Linked DNA regions of Homo sapiens: all the other regions are linked to region 2. Evidence: chromatin contacts called from ENCODE Hi-C or POLR2A ChIA-PET data. All regions are on one chromosome and are shown on one strand. Each heading gives the region's core, a stretch centred on a gene start or an enhancer-like site at or near the end of the contact. The rest is flanking DNA. Distances are from core to core; before and after follow the strand shown.

Evidence for each region. Hi-C counts contacts between places; a loop is a spot of excess contacts on that map. ChIA-PET counts read pairs that join two places held with the same protein, here RNA polymerase II (POLR2A). Pooled maps may share reads with other maps.
Region 1: a loop to region 2 is called in a pooled map, with 10 times the contacts of the local background. The contact joins the promoter of NUCKS1 here to the promoter of MAPKAPK2 in region 2. A Hi-C loop is called at or near these places in 2 of 37 single-sample maps with no recorded cell type and 9 of 50 pooled maps. POLR2A ChIA-PET finds 5 or more read pairs at or near these places in 1 of 52 experiments (Panc1).
Region 3: a loop to region 2 is called in a map of gastrocnemius medialis, with 22 times the contacts of the local background. The contact joins the enhancer-like site here to the promoter of MAPKAPK2 in region 2. A Hi-C loop is called at or near these places in 1 of 168 maps with a recorded cell type or tissue (gastrocnemius medialis), 1 of 37 single-sample maps with no recorded cell type and 3 of 50 pooled maps.

What each region holds. Positions count from the first base shown.
Region 1 is chr1:205,748,795-205,751,494 of GRCh38, reverse strand. It overlaps NUCKS1 (nuclear casein kinase and cyclin dependent kinase substrate 1), which reads left to right and starts at 1,313. Exons shown (of 7, transcript NM_022731.5): 1 at 1,313-1,538. The coding sequence starts at 1,522. RefSeq lists an enhancer at 870-1,119 and a silencer at 1,540-2,139.
Region 2 is chr1:206,683,455-206,686,154 of GRCh38, reverse strand. It overlaps MAPKAPK2 (MAPK activated protein kinase 2), which reads right to left and starts at 1,250. Exons shown (of 10, transcript NM_032960.4): 1 at 647-1,250. The coding sequence starts at 925. It overlaps LOC124904495 (a long non-coding RNA gene), which reads left to right and starts at 1,349. Exons shown (of 3, transcript XR_007066833.1): 1 at 1,349-2,414; 2 at 2,612-2,700. RefSeq lists silencers at 1-74, 485-574, 585-634, 1,095-1,274.
Region 3 is chr1:207,345,004-207,347,703 of GRCh38, reverse strand. All of the region lies in intron 9 of CD55 (CD55 molecule (Cromer blood group)), which reads right to left. Among named protein-coding and RNA genes, the nearest start is that of CD55, 25 kb to the right of the region's middle. RefSeq lists an enhancer at 858-1,358. Within about 2 kb of position 1,448, at least 4 of the 41 ENCODE cell types and tissues checked have a DNase peak (open chromatin) inside an H3K27ac peak, as active enhancers do; they include gastrocnemius medialis, where a contact is called at or near this core.

The DNA of each region.
Region 1 (2,700 bases), core at 64-2,563, 930 kb after region 2:
CACGTCTTCCAGGCCCCACCCTACTCTCTGATAGGCCCCACCTTCACCGTGGGGTCCTGTTAGTCAAGATGCTCTGAGAGCGCACAGCCACCAAACAAAAATGATCGCTTTGACTGTGACAGGGATTGACGTCTATTTTCGATAGCAGACTCAGCCTTAGCCATTCACATAGGAATCCTGAGCTCTGCCTTTGAGAGTATTAGGCATCCAACAAATGCTCACGGATTTAAGTGAAATGATGTGCGTTACTTTCAGTTATATGACTTCGAAGAGTCTTTGTTTTGTTTTTCAAAGTGCAAGGGTAAATCAATAGAATTCATAGGGTCTTGAGCCAGCTCCACCCATCTCTACCCAGGGACGGAATCATCTTTTAAAACTTGGATTTAACACTTACGTAGCACTTACTGTGAGCCAGAGACTATCCTAAAGACTTTTGATAGATATATCAACTCATTTAATACTAATAAGCCTATGCAGTTAGGTACCCTTGTTTCCCATTTTACAGATGAGAAAACTGAGGCACAGAGAAGGAAAGTTATACCACCATTAAGTAGTGGACCTGGGATTCCACCTGAAATACCTTGTGGCCCCTGAGCTCATGCTCTTAGTTATTGTACACCTGACTCTTTTCTTAAAATAGTAATGCACCAGACTGGGACTTTAATGACCCTGAAGTGGATCTCAAGGTCCAGAATGGAGAATGGTAATTGGGGGTGAAGATATTCCTTGATTATGATCCTGCCTCTCTACTCCAGCAGCCTCATTTGGTCCCTGAGGGTTAATGCCGAAGCCAGGGTAAGGGGCTTGTAGGTTTAAGGTCAAATTTTTTGAACCTAAGGAATTTCCCTCCAATTCTGTAGCAGCCCCGCAGTGACGAATCTGCTGCCTCTCCCACGGGTTTTGCTATTAGAGGATTTTCAAGGTGATCAAGGCAGACGAGATGAAACACCATTAAACTAACACTGAGCAACGCTGAACCCTACATAAATCTTTTTTTCTAGTCTTTCTAAGATACGACCCCAGACGAATCTGCAACTCTGGAGTGGAAACCAGGGGGCGGGCTAAGCAGCGACCATTTTTGTTTTGCGGCCGTGCGCTCTCAGAGCATCTTGACTAACAGGACCCCCACGGTGAAGGTGGAGCCTATCAGAGAGCAGGGCGGGGCCTGGAAGACGTGATGATTCAAACGGACTAATGATCTGGGCGCATCTGGCAGAAGTCTCCAATGAGCAGGCGTGTTGGGGAGGAGCGCACAAACCCTAGTGGGTTTGGTTGCACGGCGGCTTTGGCGCATTTTCGGCTGGTTTGATTCATCCATTTTGAAGAGACGGGGGAGCGGGGGGCTCGTCTGTTCCAGGAGCCCTGAACCAAAGAGCAGCGGAGTTTGAGAAGCCAGCAGCTCGGGGTTCGGCAGCAGCGGTCCCATCGGCTGAAGTTCGGGGGGGGTGGGGCGCCGAGCGCGCGGGGTGGGGGGGGTCCTGGTCTTTGGCTTCTCGACTCGGTCCTGTTTCGACAGCGAACATGTCGCGGCCTGTCAGGTCAGTGCGGAGTCTGAGGCCTGGAGCGGGTTGGAGGGGGATGGGGGCGAGTGGTGAAAAGAGTGGGGGACAGAAGGCTAGAGTCCGCCATCCCCGGTGCCGCGCGCGGCCTCCTCCCTTTCGGGGCCCGCGCGCACCCTTGAGCGTGGGGGGCCCTGCTGGCGCGCGGGGGTGGTGGCTGCGCGCCCGTGCGCGCGCCCCTCCCCGCCCCGCGCCGCTGCAGGGCTCCGGTCTGCTCAGCTGCCTCCCCCACCCACCGCACTAGAGCGGGCGGGGTGTCCCTGAGCCGCCAGCGGCCGGAGGGGGAGGGGTGTGAAGTCAGCGCCCCCAAGAGGCCCCACCTCCTCGGGGCCGTCCCCTTGGAGCCAGCGCGGGGAGGCGGGCGGACTCGAGCTCCACTCCCCACCTTCAGCGAGGAGGGGCGGAGGCACCCGTATTGCCCCTTCCCCCAGCGACTGGCGCGGGGGTGGGGGCCCTGAGCCCTCTCTGTAGCGGACGGGGGTGTTCCTGGCAAAGGGGGAGGGGCAGCACTGCCAACCGGCCCCGCCTCTGTCCTTCGGGGTCGCTGCAGGCCCCGCCTCCCGGATCGGGCCGAGCGTGGGCGGGACCCGTTTTTTTCCCCCCGGGCAAAAGTGAGAGTTCGGGACTGGATCCTGGAAAATAATGGGCTGCTGCCTCTCTCCCCACCTCAGAGTTTTGAGAGAGTTAACCCCAAAGTTCGCTCTTTCTCTCCGACTAGAAATGTCCTTCCTCGGGGAAATGTCCGTACTCAGGGAGGTGCGGGTTAACAGCACGGCCCAAATCCCGTGTGGTTCTCGTTCCACTCTCACCCGCGTACGCGTCTCGGGATATTTTTGTAACCCTCTTGTCCCCGAGTGACTTTAGTAATAAAAGGGCTAGGTTCGGGTAACCATCAGACTTCATTCTCGGAATTTCAACAAGTTTGCTATTCCCCCAGCTGTCGGTGGAATCGTCCTATGCCATTCTCCAGGCTATTGTATGGAATGTGCCATTTATGGAGGGGTGTGGTTTAGTCCAATCTGTTGAGGCCTTAAAAAGGAGAGCTGTTGCAAATAAATATTTTTAATGTAAGGAATTGGCTTCTTTGCATAGTGTGTTTTCTAAATAAATAGATAAAGGCTTAGTTTTTAAATGTTTTAAC
Region 2 (2,700 bases), core at 1-2,500:
GCCAGCTGAGGGGGCCAGCTCCGGGATCCAAATAATCCCGCCCCCGCAGCCGGGGGACACCCAGGACCCTCCCGCCGCACACCTCCTGCCCGGCGCGCCCCAAGGCGGCCCGGCTGCCCTCGCGAGGCTCGGGGAAGTGAAATCACACATTCCGGCTCCCAAATAAGGAGCGAGGCTAAATAAACCTCTGCGATCCGACTTCTCCAAACCAACCGACCAACCGGCTCAATGAGTAATGGGCCTTTTGTGCCCGCAGAGAGAGAAAAAGGAGGGAGGAGAGGACGGGGAACCACCAACCCCAAAATCACTTCCTTGAGATGGAGTGAAATTAGCAGAAGTCCCGAAGCCAACCGTTCTGACTCGGCTGGATCCCGCTCAAACCCCAAAATGGCAGGGTCCCCTGAGTCCCCAGGAGCGGGTCCCAGGGCTCCCGCCCGGGAGCGGCCGGAAGCGGTCAGGGAGGCGAGGGCGCTGGGACCCGCCGCCCGCGCCGCACTCGGCACCGCCGGCCCGGCCGCCCCGCCCCGCCCCGCCGCGGCCACCCCTCCGCCCCGCGCCGCGACCCAGGCCGGGACGGGCACCCGACGCCGTGGAGCTCCAGGGCCCGGGACCGGCCCCGCCTCCCCTCCCCGGGCCCCAGACCTACTTTGAGGGCGAATTTCTCCTGGGTCCTCTTGTTGAAGATCTGCAAAACTTTGCCGTTGATGCCCAGCCCCAGGACCTGGCTGGTGACCTTGTAGTCATCGATGATGGCGTTCTTCTTGATCTGCAGGCCGGACTTGACGTGGAACTGCGGGAACTGCTGCGGGGGCGGCGGCGGCGGCTGCGCCGGGGGGTGCGGCAGGGCAGGGGTGGGGGGCTGCGGCGGCGGGGCCGGGGCGGGGAACGGCACCGGCGGGCTCTGGCCCTGGGAGTTGGACAGCATGGTGCCCGGGGACGCCGGGGCACAGGCGGGGGTGCCCGCGGCCGCCCCCTCCTCCGGCTCCGGGCCCCCTCCCCGCCGCCCCCCGACGGGCTGCGAAGTTCGCTCCGGGCTGGAGCCGGCTTCCCCGACCCGGCCCGGCTCCAGGCTCGGCGGGTCGCGGGGCTCCGTGGGTCCCACCGCGCGCCGCTGGCTCCCACCGGCCCGGCGCCCTCCCTCCCTCCCCCCGGGGGCCTGGCGCTCTGGGGACCGCGGGGCGGCGGGGGCCCGGCCGGGGGGAAGCGGCCGCGCGACAATGTACCCAGCCCCGGGCCGGCGGCCGCGTCACAGCCTCGTCTGCGTCCGGGGCCGGTCCTTAAAGGGGAGGGGCGGGGGGCGGGGCCTGGGGAGGCGTGGCGTGGGGGGAGGGGCGGGCCTTAAAGGGGAGGACGCGCGGTGCCGGGAGCTGGGAGGATCGCGGAGTAGGCTGGGGGCTGCTGCCTCGCGGACAGTGAGAGGGGACAGGGAGAGGGGACGAAGAAATGCTAGTTCTTAACCAAGGCTATGCAAAGGGAGAGGGGAGGCGTGTCAAAGGAGCTGCATAATTCAGATGGAAAATCCACTCCTCTCCAATTGTCTGGGCTTCTTAGCGGCAGCGAATTGGGAGAGGGGTGTATTTCCAAGGACAGGGATGGCTTGTAGGTATCCAGCTAGATGAGACCTCGTGGGGGTGGGGGGGAGCTGGAATCACAGGGGTCATTCATCCCAGGAAAAGGTGTGAGCCAAAGGCGGGCGTATTAAATATTTCCCTAACTTCAACATTTTCCTCTGAGGTTTTTTGCATCTCTTTTCTCATTAATTTATTGTTTTTCAGTAAAGACGTATTATTGTGTAACCAGGAGCACTTTAGTAATTATACCTTTGAACATGTTTTCCTGTAAATAAACTAAAAAGGATACAGGGTGGGAAGAGGATGGGTTGAGATTGGGGCCACCTGAATTCCCGCCATCCTTTGCCACGGATTGGCTGTGTGAGGCTGAGCAAGCCTTGCACCTCTCTCTCCGTGGGAAGAACAGCGAGACCTTTTCAAAGGTTGTGGGCAGAGTCAAAGGAGATAATGAAACTGAAGGGGAGGCCCTGGGGAATGGCTTCTGATTTCCGATGTGGAAAAATTAATCCGTAAGAAGTGGGTTAGCCCCGTGTATCTCAGGAAAAGCCCAGGGATCTAGCTGGACCCTGCATAGAAGCTGCCAGGAGGCCTCCACACACATTCTGATGGGGTTCGAGATGACCAAGTACATTCCTGCCGACCTCCTCCCACCTCTGACTGGCAGAACATTTGAGAAATGGCAAGCAACCCAGACAGGTGAACACAAAACCTCAGCTTAAGTCTTGGTAAGGCCAGTTAGAGAATGAGGCTTGACCTATGGCCACACATGCCCCCTAATAGGTCCCCCAAAACTCCAGAGAGAAGACAACACCCCCAGAAGTGGCCACTGGGGATAGAACTTAGGTAGGTAAGGGACAAGTGCAAATGTCTCTTCCCTCATTCACCTTTCCCAGAAGATGCTTGTGGAGGCAGGAATGAGGGGGAGGAGTGAGGGGTGGGAGTTACCCTCCCAACACTGTCCTTTCCTGGGGCAGGTAGGGCTCTGTGGACCAAGGAGAGACATGTTTCCCCCGACACAAACATATGCTCTTCTCAAGCAGCATCTGCTTAGCTCCATGTACAAGGTGCCGTGCTCAGCCCTGCAGCGGTGGATGGTGTTATCTGATGGGGAAGAAGACAGATAACAGTG
Region 3 (2,700 bases), core at 199-2,698, 660 kb before region 2:
TATTGGGTACTAAGCTCACTACCTGGGTGATGAAATATTATGTACACTCAACCCTAATGACACACAATTTACCCATGTAACAAACCTTCACCTGTACCTCCCAAACCTAAAATAAAAGGTGGAAGAAAAAAAATGTGTTTACCTGGCCAGGTGCGGTGGCTCACGCCTGTAATCCCAGCACTTTGGGAGGCCGAGGCAGGCAGATCTCGAGGCCAGGAGATCAAGACCATCCTGGATAACACGGTGAAACACCGTCTCTACTGAAAAATACAAAAAATTAGCCGGGTGTGGTGGCAGGCGCCTATAGTCCCAGCTACTTGGGAGGCTGAGGCAGGAGAATGGCGTGAACCCGGGAGGCAGAGCTTGCAGTGAGCCGAGATCACGCCACTGCACTCCAGCCTGGGTGACAGAGCGAGATTCCGTCTAAAAAAAAAAAAATGTGTTTACCCATTTTCCCTTTGGTATCCATGAATGCTACATGTTGATTGTTTTCCTAAGACAGTATCATGGGGAGTGGCTTCAAGATGTCTGACTAGATGCCTCTGGTCTTCTCCTCTTCCATGGAGAGAAACCTAAGCAGGAATTACATAATCACATTTTGAAGAGATCATCAAAGAGAGAACACTAGAATTTAACAAACAAGTGACAGGATGCACCAAAGCAAGGAAGGAGACAGAAGCAAGGCAGCCTGTTTGGCTGAGATTGCCTGGAAGCCTGGAGAGACTCCCTAATGCAGGAAAAGAGTAAGTGAGAGAACCCCAGCAGTCCACATTCCCTCTGAAGACTCCCACAATCCTAGCTACAGGAGTCCCTTGATTCTCGTAGGCTCTAGATCTAACATAGGAAGCTGCCTGGAGACAGTGTGATGGCATTACTCCAGAGAGTAAGTTCACACTGAGTACTATAAACCACTGAGTCCTAAGCAGCCACAGCACAAGACTATTTTGAGAGCCCAGCCCCTCCCAGACTGCATCTTGCTCTGTGGCCACTGTTGCCTAAGCCAAAGCAGGAGCCACTGGCAGCGACCTGACACCCCCAATAGAGGAGCAGCCAGGCATTTTCTGGTTCCCTGAGGACAAATTCCAGTGCATGCGGCTATGGCTGCTGCTGGCTGCTTTGGGCTGAGGCATGAGCAAACTGCATGTGCCCCAGCCACCTCTCTGTGGCTGCTCCCAACTGAAAACAACACTGCTGTCCCAAGTAGCTGGTCCACAGCACAGCCACACTGTCCTCACCTAAGCATTCCACCAGTAGCCTAGGAATACTCTACCTCTTCCTACCACAGCCAGCACTCACATGCACCACAGGGAGGCCTGAGGACAAGTCCATCTGGCCCAGCGTCACCCTCTCAGTACACAAGCCTGCCATCAGGTACCCGGATGCTCAGCCAGTCCACCACCAATAGCAGCTGAGCACTCTTCCTGGTGTCTGAAGTCAGGCCCACTCAACCTGCCACTAACATCACAGCTGGTAAGCCACCTGCAGACCTGGAAACTGATCCACCCAATCACCGCACCCACAGCCAACACTGGCACAGACTGCTTGTGTCCCACAGGGTTGTCCCACCACTACTACTGCCATCACCCATGCCCCCACTTGCTGCCAAGTAGCCTGAGAACCAGGTCACCCGCCATTTCTGGCACCCAAGTGAGCCACCTGGAGACCCAATAACTGGCCTGATTGGGCTTGCTAACACTGGTGCCAGCAACATCACCCTGGGCCCAAGGACAGGCAAACTCAGCCCACCACTGCCAACACTTGGGTCCGAACATTGGCCCACATGGCATCCTATTCCCTAGCAAATCTCCACTAGTAACCGCATCCTAAAGCACTGAGGAAATGACAGATACCACTGATGATATTTACAGCTGAAAGTCATACAGAAACTACACTACTGCATGCACCCAGAATTAAAGCCAAAGTGCCCCACCTAACTGACACCATAAATACATCTTCAGGAAAAGTCCTCCCCTACAAAAGCAAATTTGAAAAATTAGAAACAGCAAATATCACATCAGATGCACAGATATCAACTTCAGGATGCAGGAAACGTGAAAAAACAAGAAAATATGATACCACCAAAGGAACACAATAATTCTCCAGCAACAGATCCCAATCAAAAGTAAACTTACAAAATTCTGGGAAAAGAATTCAAAGTTGTGATATTAAAAAAGCTCAGGGAGGTGAGATACAAACTTTAAAATTTGTTTTAAAAAAATACAAAGAAATCAGAAAAACAATTCAGGATATTAATGAGATGTTTATCAAAAAAAGATACATATAAAAGAACCAAACAACTTCTGGAAATAATTTATTGATGAAATACATAATATACTTGATGAAATATTAAATACATAATATACTTGAAAGCATCAATAATAGGCTAGATCAAGCAGAAGAAAGAATCTCAGAACTTGAAGACAGGTCTTTTGAGATAACACAGTCAGATAAGAATAAGGAAAAAAGAATAAAAAAATGGGCAAAGTTTACATGACATATGGGACACCCTAAAGTGGCCAACTATTCAAATTTTAGGAGTCTCAGAAGGTGAAGAGAAAGTGAAAGGATTAGAAAATCTATTACTAAAACAACAGAGGAAAATTTCTCAAGTCTAACAAGAAATGTAGACATCCTGACACAGGAGGCTCAGAGATCACCAAGTAGATACAATTTAAAAAGGTCTTCTCTGGCCCGGTGCGG